Linked DNA regions of Homo sapiens: region 2 is linked to region 1. A link is a loop called in an ENCODE intact Hi-C map of the cell type or tissue named here. Cell type or tissue: mammary epithelial cell. All regions are shown on one strand. Each heading gives the region's core, and the rest is flanking DNA. Links, peaks and the distances in the headings are about the cores only. Region 1 holds the start of ZFHX3 (zinc finger homeobox 3). Region 2 has its middle 56 kb from the start of ZFHX3-AS3.

The links. Peaks named below come from ENCODE experiments on the same cell type or tissue, not always from the same donor. Only the 100,000 strongest peaks of a DNase experiment are listed, where the experiment ranks them.
Region 2: a loop joins it to region 1, with 4 times the contacts of the local background. A loop is called at or near these places in 14 of 110 quality-filtered maps.

What each region holds. Positions count from the first base shown.
Region 1 is chr16:73,045,851-73,051,219 of GRCh38, forward strand. It overlaps ZFHX3 (zinc finger homeobox 3), which reads right to left and starts at 2,278. Exons shown (of 10, transcript NM_006885.4): 1 at 1,902-2,278. It overlaps LOC124903719 (a long non-coding RNA gene), which reads left to right and starts at 1,728. Exons shown (of 2, transcript XR_007065116.1): 1 at 1,728-1,950; 2 at 4,276-4,938. RefSeq lists enhancers at 1,572-2,107, 2,644-3,179 and a silencer at 1,869-2,718. In mammary epithelial cell, for the core only: a CTCF peak has its summit at 2,446; a DNase peak (open chromatin) is centred at 1,761; H3K4me3 peaks cover 1,356 bases; H3K27ac peaks cover 1,049 bases.
Region 2 is chr16:73,174,586-73,179,954 of GRCh38, forward strand. It overlaps a transcript of ZFHX3 not described here. Among named protein-coding and RNA genes, the nearest start is that of ZFHX3-AS3, 56 kb to the right of the region's middle. In mammary epithelial cell, for the core only: a CTCF peak has its summit at 2,119; a DNase peak (open chromatin) is centred at 2,256.

The DNA of each region.
Region 1 (5,369 bases), core at 318-5,317:
AGAAGGTCTCCAAGTCACTTAATTCCTTGTGATTCTGAAAGGGCTGTTTTTAAAGTCTAAAAGTGCTCGCTTCTGCATCTGCTCCATGTTGTTAAATAACACTTGTGTAATTAAATAAAAGAGCCAACTGTGACCCCAGCCCACTCTGAGAGGCACTTTACATGCTTTCTGAAAACTATGCTGGAAACACCATGAGGAGAACTCCTTAGTCCTGTAATTTAGCAAAGGGAGAGAGAAAAAGTTTCTTTTGGCCATCATAGCTACACACTCTCTGAAAGGGTGCCTGCAGGGTCTCTGCAAAACAGAATGAACACAAATACAGGCGTGCAAACATCCAGGTATGTACCTCTCTGTGAAGACCCCATTCTTGAAACCCTTCAATTATTTGGAACCGTGGTCTCCTGACTTCCCTCACACCTCACTTTTGCCTTCATTGTTTTTCATGTTTGAGTAGCAAGAGGGATTCAGAATCTCAGGCTGCCAGTGGCTGTTCTGATAACAAGGAGCAGACTCATGTTTCTTGCTACGGCCTTTCTTGATCAGGTTACCTTGGAAGGTGTATGTTTTCCTACCCAATGCAGTCCCCACCACAGCACTCTCGTGTCCTCCTCCAGCCCAGCCTCCTGGAACTCGTGATTTTCAGGGTTTCCCTTGAAACCTATCCAGAAACCACAGCCATTAACTGAACGTGAAGATTTGACACCTCCTGAATTCAGGAATGAGGGAACTCGAGGGGCCAACTCTACAAACTCGCACCTGCTGCTTGACGGCAAGGAAACAGAGTTTCCCCAGCTAGGGTGAGCTTTAAATTATACACTATTTATTTAGTGACTTGTCTCCAAGGATCTCAAAGCATAGAGAGAAATAAGATGATGTGTAACTTTCTCACAATCTACCTTCAAGGCTTTGCCCTGGTGCATTCTGACAAGCAGGACCCAGTATGAAGGAGAGGCCTTCCTTCTGTGCCCAGGCAGAGCCATCTGTTCTCTCTGGGGTTTTCTGTCAGTGGCTTTAGGGAGTCTTCAAGGACTGTTAAATGACACAGAGGGTGGGGGGAGGGATGACCCTCCTGGATTCACCTGCTCACGGCTTTCACTTAAGCCAGTTTAACACAGGAGGTACCACTGTGCCACGCAATTCCCTCTTAGCACACACCATGCGTGAGCTGCAGTCTTTGCCCTCCAGGCCTTTTCCTATCATAACACAGGTGTGTCCAAGGCAGAAAAGAACATTTTCCAGAAGGTTCGTTTCCCTCCAAGCCTACAATGCTTCTTTTTGTTGTTATTGTTTTTCTGCTACTGACCTAAACATAGGCATTCCTCCTCCTAACAGGATAAAAATCTTGACTCTCTCCTTTGCATCAGCTCCCCACCCCGCCCCTGCCCAAGGAAATAAATGCTCTGACTTTTCCAAGAGTGCGAAAAAACTAAAATTAGAGGGTGGACAAGATGATCTCCAAAGGTGCCCTCCAGCTCCAAAACTCTGATTCTCCCTTTAATTACTCCACAAGCGCATTCTTCACATTGTTTCGAACTGACCAGCGACTTCTCCAGGGCTGAAAAGGGTGCATTTTTAGGCGGAGGCACCCAAACTTCTAAATGACACCAGTACCACAAGTATTCAGAAGGCAGGAACTAATCCAAAAGCAGACTCAGGAAAGGAGGAGGGAGGGGAGGACAGAGGGAAGGGAAGGAAGGAGGAAGGAAGAGCTTTACTGTGTGCCCAGCAGAATTTAGGCGCTCTCACCCTAGGTAGGTGGCAACTGGAGTCTGGGAGTTCAAGTGCATCCAGCCTGCCCTTCCCCCACACGCCCCAAGAGAATGGGAAGTTCAGCCAAGACTCGCAGCACCTGCCCGCGGCTCCAGGCCGGCTGCGCGGACCCGGAGGGAGGCTGCACTCACCTGGCACACCAAGCCTCCGCGCACCTCCGGAGGGAGGCGGCACTTGCAGGTCCGGGGGCCGCGCCGCCATGCGCAACAACGGGAAATTCCAGTGGCACCCGAGCCCCGAGCTCACCCACCCCAGGCGGCATGCTCCCCACCTCCCGCTGGCCCCAGGACTCGGAGGTGGCTCTGGTCAGGAGCAGGGGGCCCGGAGACAGGGGAGGGGAGCTCATGGTGGCGGCAGGGCTGGCGGTCGGCCCGTCCCCGGAGGGAGGTCCCCGGGACGCGGCGGGGATTCACCCACGGGGCGCGGCGCTGGCGTCCGGGTCCCCGGCCTGCCCGCCGCCGCCGCCTCCTCCTCTGCCGCCGCCCGCCCGGAATCGCTTTATGTAAATGAAGCCCAACTCGCAGTTTGCAGCGCGCACCGCCCGGGGAAGGGGGGCGGGCGGGGCGGGGGGCCTTCGGGGATCCACATTACACAGCAACAAAGCGGAAGGTTAATTTGAAACTCACAGCCCCGCTGCCGCTCGGCTCCCCGGGCAAAGCCTGACATCTACAGTCGTGCCGGGCGCAGGCCGGGTTGCTCGGCGGCGACCGCGCCCGCCCGCCCGCAGGGACCCGGGGACGCACAGGGACGCGCGGGACCCGGGCGCTCAGCTGCGCTCGCTCCGCTTGGGGCGCGGGCCTTGGGGCAGGCCGGGGGTCCCGCGCACCCGCCTGGGGCCAGGAACCCTCGCCGCTCGGCCTGCGCCGCCCCGGGAACCGGCCCCGGCGGGAACAAAGCCCAGGCCCTCCCGGAGGCGCTGACCCCTCGCTCATCAAAGGTCAGGGGCCGGCCTAGAATCGGGCGAGAAGAAAGGGACGCGCCCTCGGCCACTAAAAGGAGCCTGAGGCCTCCGAACCGGAGCCATCGCTCCCTGGGCCCCGTCCACGTCACAGCCAGGCCACTCAAGCATGGGGACAGGAGCCAATGTGGACAGGAATTTATTGGAAACACACACCCATCCTATTAACTGCTTTACAGAGCACTTCTGTTTTTCAGTTGCAGAAACTTATAAAAACATCCCCCTGCTCTCCGTTGAGAGTTTAAGGATAGTTTTTGAGGCCAGAGAAAGAGAAAAGGAGAGATCACTAGAAAGATAGGAAGAAAAGAAGTGGGAAGAAAAGGAGATGCAGTCTACCATGTAAGCCTCCAGGCTCCTTAGCCTCACCTTATAAAGCCACATCACCGCAGAGATAGCAAAGATCGTGCCCTTTCCCAGGGAGTTCCTACCGCCAGGGTAAGATTTAAAGCGGCCACCCCAGTTGGTCAAAGTGATTGCTGGGCGCCTTTCTATCTCCCCAAGTTCACCTTTTCCAGTTGGTCAAAGCGATTGCTGGGCGCCTTCTATCTCCCCAAGTCCACCTTTTTCCATTCTCATCTGAAAGCCAGCCCCAAAGAAATCTCACCGGAAGTCCTCTGTCCTCCCTGTCAGAATCCCACCCTCAGTCTGAATTTACTCCCGATTCTCACAGCACAGAAAGGCACCTGCTTTTACCCTTTCTGAAAACCACCCACCCAGGCTGGCCTTACAGCCTGGAGAGTCTTTTCCTCGGGCACAATAATGAACCATGCAAGTGTTAGAAATATAATCAGCTCATGAGGCGAAGAGCAGTATGTATGGAATTGTATTAGCATGAGGCACACACTGACTCGGGAGAAAAAGGGATGCTTAGCTGGTGAAAACCATCACATCCCCGTATAGAAGGCTTTTTGCACAATGTAAGTTGGGTTCAGATTAATGTAAGTATCTAACCTGTTGGGTACAGACAGCCCCTTTCTACATTTTAGTCCAGAATAGATTCTGGGGAAATTTATTTATTTATTTATTTATTTCAGCTAAGGCCCTGGGAGAAAAGACTGCCTCCAGGGAATCATGTCCGATTAGGGACAAAGGAGGGCACAAGCCCAATTCAGTCACACGTGAGAGCACGGGGGCCGGGTGGGGGGAGTTAAGAGCCAACAGGGAAGGTGGAGGATGAGTTTGCAAACCAGACTATGGTCACTGCAGAGCTGCTTCCAGACCACCTGACTTCAGGCCCAAGAACAGGTGGTGTTTTCAAAACACACTGTTATTTATATTGGCCATATAAGTTGAGAACACCTTAAAGAAAACAATTAATAATTTAATTGAAAAAGTGACTATGAATAAGACATGAAGATGACGTATGCTAGCAGGACCGCAAGCAACGTGGCCCACAACGCAGAGATGCCTCTGGCAATCTCTCCGGAAAAACGAAGATTCCTTACCTGGGATAGGTAAGGCCTGCTGGATAAATTAAAGACAACAAGAAAATGTTGATACTCTCAGAAAATCTAATTTTGCTGCTTTATCTTCATTTTTATTAACAGGGGACAACCTCGTAATCTGGTGACATCATGATCCTGGTAGGCCCACAGACAAATACCTTCAATAAAATAAAAGCTAGAAAGCCCAAAGAACAAGCTATTAAAGTAACCTGGGAGGATGCAGCACTGCCTGGGCAGAAGGCCCGGACGGGATCTGCCCTAATACTGCCACTGTCCCAAGAGGCAGACCCTGCAACCTGCCTCCTGCACTTGAGAGGCCTGACAAGTAGAACTGAGAGTGACCCTGAGTTCCTTTTCTTTATCTGGCACCAGCTACACACATGATGAGGCCTAGTCAAGCCTGCCTTTGTTCCAGGCAAAAATTTAACAGGTAATCCACAGGCAGGTGATCTATGGCCTCTGTACATTATGGAAATGAGGGACTACACACAAGCTGGGTGTCACCTCTACTAAAACTCATTTTCCTTATTCATAAAAACAATACCTCTTCAGAGGGAATTGGCAACTTCTGCACTTACATATGAAATCAGGAGTTCCTCTGAAATACTCCTTGCAAATTCTATCCTCCAGCTCTGGAAGCCCTGGCTCTTCGGAGGGCAGCTGCCTGATGTTAAACCCATGGCCTACCCAGCAGTGACAGCCTGACATTCTCATCGCTCCATCCTGAACACTGCTGACAAATAAACCCACTCTCAGAAAAGGCAATTCTTCCCTCGCAGTTCTCCATACCCAGTCTCGTCTCATCTGGAAAGCGTAATTGGCAACAGCCGAAAGGATAAATATTTAAAAATAAATCAGGGAGCGCTAACCCCTTCCCTACTCCTCCCCTTACCCACTCTCCAAGCCAGAGGCCTGCCCCCTAACGCTGAGCTGGCTGGTAAATTACAATGATTCTACCGAGCCAAACCTGCTTGTCTCTCTCTTTCTCTACACATACACACTTACTAATGCTGTATCCTTCCACTTTTGCAAAGGTAAATATGATCTCTAAGATACAGTGGATGTCAGCATTCTGACTTCCAGCGTAACCTGGGCTCTCTTTTCACAGTACAGCGGGTTTAGACAGATTTGTGCACCCTTCCGGGTTCTTCTATTTTTATTAAATTATACGTATACATTGATTTTTAAAACTAGTG
Region 2 (5,369 bases), core at 158-5,157, 130 kb after region 1:
TCCTCCACTGTAACCCTCCTGGCCCAGTCACATCTCCTCTTGCTGGAAACCTGTAATGCCTTCTAAATGGTCCCCACACTCTTCTCCTGCCCCATTGCAGTCCGCTCATCAATGAGCGACCCAGAGGGATCCTTTAAAAACCCAAATCAGGGCCGAGCACAGTGGCTTATGCCTATAATCCTAGCATTCTGGGAGGCCGAGGTGGGTGGATCACTTGAGGTCAGGAGTTCAAGACCAGCCTGGGCAACATGGCAAAACCCCGTCTCTACTAAAAATACAAAAAAAAAAAAAAAAAAAAATTAGCCAGGCATGGCGGCACATGCTTGCAATCCCAGCTACTCGGGAGGCAGGAGAAACGCTTGAACCTGGGAGGTGGAGGCTGCAGTGAACCGAGATAGCGCCACTGCACTCCAGCCTGGGTGACAGAGCAAGACCCCCTCTCAAAACCAACCAACCAACCAACCAAATACCCAAATCAGATTAAGCCCATTTCCCTGCTGAAAACCCCACTTGGCCTGGTGTGGTGGCTTACACCTCTAATTCCAGCACTTTGGAAGGCTGAGGCGGGCGGATTACTTGAGGTCAGGAGTTCGAGACCAGCCTGGCCAACATGGTGAAACCCTGTCTCTACTAAAACTAAAAAAATTAGCTGGGCATAGTGGCTCATGCCTGTAATCCCAGCTACTTGAGATGCTGAGGCAGGAGAATCACTTGAACCCAGGAGGTGGAGGCTGCAGTGAGCTGAGATTGCACCACTGCACTCTAGCCTAGGCAACAGAGAGAGACTATGTCTCCAAAACAAACAAACAAACAAACAAAAAAACCACTGGTGGCCCCTGCCTGCTTCTCCAACTTGGTCTTGAGCCATCTCCCCTTCACCTTTTATGTTCCAGCCACACTAGCCTCATTTTCATCACCAGTAGAGTGAGGATGTAACAACGCCTGCTCAGAGGGCTGGGAGGAGTAAGTGCATTAACACACACAAAACATCTAGACCAGGGTCTGGCCATGATAGGTGCTCGATAAAGGGAAGTGCCATTAACAGTTTACTTCTTTGAATTTGCCAAGGACTTTTCCCGCTTCAAGACCTCACAAAAGCCTCTGTCACTTATCATTTCCCCTTTATATGGCTGGCTCTTTTTTATCCTTTGGGTTCAAGTTTACATGTTAACTCTTTAGAGATCTTCTCTAACCAGTCTATTCAAATACATTCCCAACGCTTGAACCCCCATTCCCATTATTTTCTCCTACAACACCCTGTCTGTTTCCTTCAAAGCACTTTTTCCAACTTGGGATGACAAATGATTTTTTACTTGGGGGGCAGGGCTATGTCTAATAATCTTATCCAGCACAAGGAATATTTGTGGAATGAATGCATAAATGAATGAATGTAACTCCTTACCTTTCTTCTGCTAATACCAGAGCCATCCCCAACCCACCTCGTCGGCTATGCCAATTCTCCTCTCCAAATCCTGTATTTACTTATTCTCTCATCCTTTGGCATTATTGACTCTCTGGTCTCTTGGCAATGGAAAAACCTCTAAACCATCTAGCACCGTCCCATCACTCTAGGAGGCTCACACTTTCATTTATATGTAAATGATAAATAATAGAATATGTAACGCCCAGAATAAGTTCAATGACTAATGACTCCTCATCTGCCAAGTCAGAAGGGTTTGGGGATGAATTAACTCATCAACTACCATTAAGAGATCAATGTCAATGCAATTACTCCATAAATATCCAAGATCAGGTATCTTACAGTGCTACCTGAAAGTCTCAAGTGATGATAGGAAGTCAAGTGCAGGTGAAAGCATAGTTCCCATTTTTGTTCCTTATCACCTCCCTTTATGTGAGTACACTGTATTATATTGAAGCTGAGTAACATGAGCTAAGGAGGAGTAACTTGACCTGTCCTCATGCATCTCTCTTTCTTGCTCTCTTAGCCAAGAATACCAAGATGGAAAATGCCCTCGGCTGAATTTTTTATTATTTATTGATTGATAGCCTTCTTCTTCTTCTCCTTTTTTTTTTTTTTTTCCTTAAACCTCCATGCACTTTGCTAATTACTTCTCTGGAAATCATTTCCCTTTACCATTCTCCAGAATGCTGCCACCTTTGGGAAGGAACGTGGCAGTGTGATAAAATGTAGGCTAGACAAGAGCTAAGAGTGGAAAAAAGTCTTCTTCTTGATGTGCTGGTCCAGCCCTATCCTGCCATCTAATATGCTGGGAATGCAATGATGTAATAATGAGAACAAGCACAAGGCTTGCATCAGAGCAATTTTTTTCATCCACAGAATAAGCATAAAGGAAAGTGCCTTCATCATTTCATCTTCGGCCCCACCTAGATTTGCAGCATCAGCATGACTAAGTCATGGAAGCAAGCTGATTTCATCAGCACATTGGAGGCACTTGGTCCAATTAATGTGACTTGAAGGTGACATTTGTATATCCCTCAGACCAAAATACTCAATGACGTGAGTTATTAGAAAAAGCCCAAATAACGATTAATTCCTAAAATTAATATCTGCACTCCAGCCTGGGCAACAGAGCAAGACTCCGTCTCAAAACCAACCAACCAACCAGCCAACCAACCAACCAACCAACCAAATACCCAAGTCAAATTCAAATTGAGTGAGATAATGGTTGGAGGGAAAATAAAAATATCTTCCATTCTATGCAAAAGAGGCTCCAGTGCTTTGTAGCTGTTTGAATGGGTAGCAGATAAATGGGGTTTTTGGAAATGAACTTTCTAGAATTTTATAGTGAAAACTTGCGGAACAAAAGAGAATACTAATGTTAAAGGGGAAGGAGAAAATGTTTCTTTAATGTGACACATATCGTCATAATGGCACCTTACATTTAGAGATTACTTTTCTTTGGAAGCGTATGAAACATTATGTGCACAGCATTGTGAGCCGCAAGAACATAGGTATCCCTACTTTAAAGATGGGAAGAACAGATTCACAGATGTGATCTTTCCCAAAATACACAGAACACTGGCATACAGCCAATATGGTTATATTACCATTCAGGAGTTTCTGTGTTTCCACAGATCTCAGACTAGACCAAATACAATTTTTTGGGTAGTGGACTTGAATAGAAGAGGCAGCCAATTCCTATTTAACTGAACAAAGAAAGTAAATGTTGATTGTGTTTCTACTACATATAAAGAGTAGGAAAGGGATAGGCCTTGTTCTCAAGGAATTTATAGCTTAGTGGAGGAGACAGACATATGAGCTCACTTTAATGCAAAGCACTGTTAAATAAAGCATTGAGCAAGGGACACTGACAATTAGTTGTGGAGGCGCGGTAGGGAAAGAGCTGCTGCGAACAGGGGCTGCTATGACAGTCAGCCTCACGTGAAAAACAGAAAGACCCATCAGTCGGGGCGGGCTACCTCTCTGCAGGCATCAGGGAATCCTTCTAGCTTCCTTACTCTGAGCTGAGATCTACCTAACTGTAGCTTCCACCAGGTGCTTCTAGCTTTGTCCTCTGAAGCAATGTAAATTAGTTTAATCCCTCTCCCACACACCATCCTTCAAAATTCTAAATGTGGATGACTTTTTCTTTTTTTTTTGAGACAGGGTCTCACTCCGGAGTACAGTGGTGTGATCCTGGCTCACTGCAACCTCTGCCTCCTCAGTTCCAACAATTTTCCTGCCTCAGCCTCCTGAGTAGCTAGGATTACAGGCACCCGCCACAACACCCAGCTATTTTTTTGAATTTTTAGTAGAGATGGGGTTTGACCATGTTGACCAGGCTAGTCTCAAACTTCTGACCTCAAGTGATCCGCCTGCCTCGTACTCCCAAAGTGCTGGGATCGCAGGCGTGAGCCACCGCGCCTGACCATAGATGACATTTCTTTCCTTCTCCCCAGTGCCCCTACCCCAAAGACTCCTTCATCATTTTCCTCTTTTGGATTAAATGTGCCAATTTCTTCAACTCATTTGTCTATGGCATGATTCCCCAGTCCTTCACTCTCTAGCATTCTTCTCTTGATAAATTCCACTTTATTCATGTTCATCCTTAAACATGGCATTGAAAATTCAACACAATAGTTTATTTTATTTTTATTTTTGTTGAGACCAGGTCTCACTATGTTGCCCAGGCTGGTTTCAAACTTCTGTCCTGAAGCGATCCTCTCACCTTAACCTTCCAAATAGCTGGGATTACAGGCACAGAAGCATGGCAGAAGCAATATAATATTTTAGATATGTGTTGACTAGTGAGTCAGTTCCATCCCATTATCCGTCCATCCATCCTCCCATCTATCCATTCATCCATCCATCCATGCACCTACCCACCCAACGATACGTAAATAAGCTTTTGTTATATGAAGCACTGTTTAGTCACTACAGGGGATACAATGATGAAAATTGTAAATGAAAGTCAAATTGAGTGAGATAATGGTTGGAGGGAACCATGCTCACACCAACATAACCAAAGATTTTATTAGTGTTTTTGGCAGCCGTAACTCATACAGTTAGCATCTACTGACCTTGTGGATACCTGGACTTCTAATATATTCTCACCAAATTTATGTTTACACAGATTGCCCTTGTTTGGTGGCTTGGCATTTGATTTCTGGAACCAAAGTTCAGCACTATACATTGATTTTTACCATTTTAAGTTTCAGTCAACTGTTTACTTCATTGAGATCTTTTGGGAATCTAGATCCTGTCCTCTGACATCAAACCATTCCTTTTATTTCTGGGCCACCTACAAGTAACACAAGTAGCTTAGCCCAGAACCTTGGGCCTTTCAAGACAGCTTTGACTCCACTCCCCTCCATGACTATCAAGTTTTCATTTCTTTGACCATCAAGGAGCTCATGAACAGTTTTGGTCAAAGGTTATATTGAAATCAAGATGCTGAGTGCCCAAAGAATGTTACAAATTTACTAGCACAAGTGCCAAATAAATAAGTGCATTAATAAAAAAAAATAATAGAACTAAGTACCAGGCCTTATCCAACCCCATTTTTGTAGAGGGCTCAAACTGCTCACGTGGAAATTGGCAACTCTAGAAGGTTAGGGAAAGAGGGTCTCCCTGCTCAACTCAGAGACACTAAATCAGGAGATTAAGTCTCCAAGTTGTCTCTGGGGCTAGAGGGAATGAATAACAGGGTCCTTTATACGCATCTTGGATTTCTGCTTTTTAAATGAAATCCACTGGGCCCTATCAGTCTGTGGTTTGTCTGCTCCGCTTTTAGCAAACTCGAGATGGGGTTGCGCCGTGACTGGTTAGAGCATTTTGCCCTTCAGAAGGGGGACCCACTGACCCCTGACCACAGCCTTGTCATACAGAGAGTGTCAGAGGCGGTCCAATTACCTAAGAGGACTGAGAAAAATCAAACAGAGCTCGG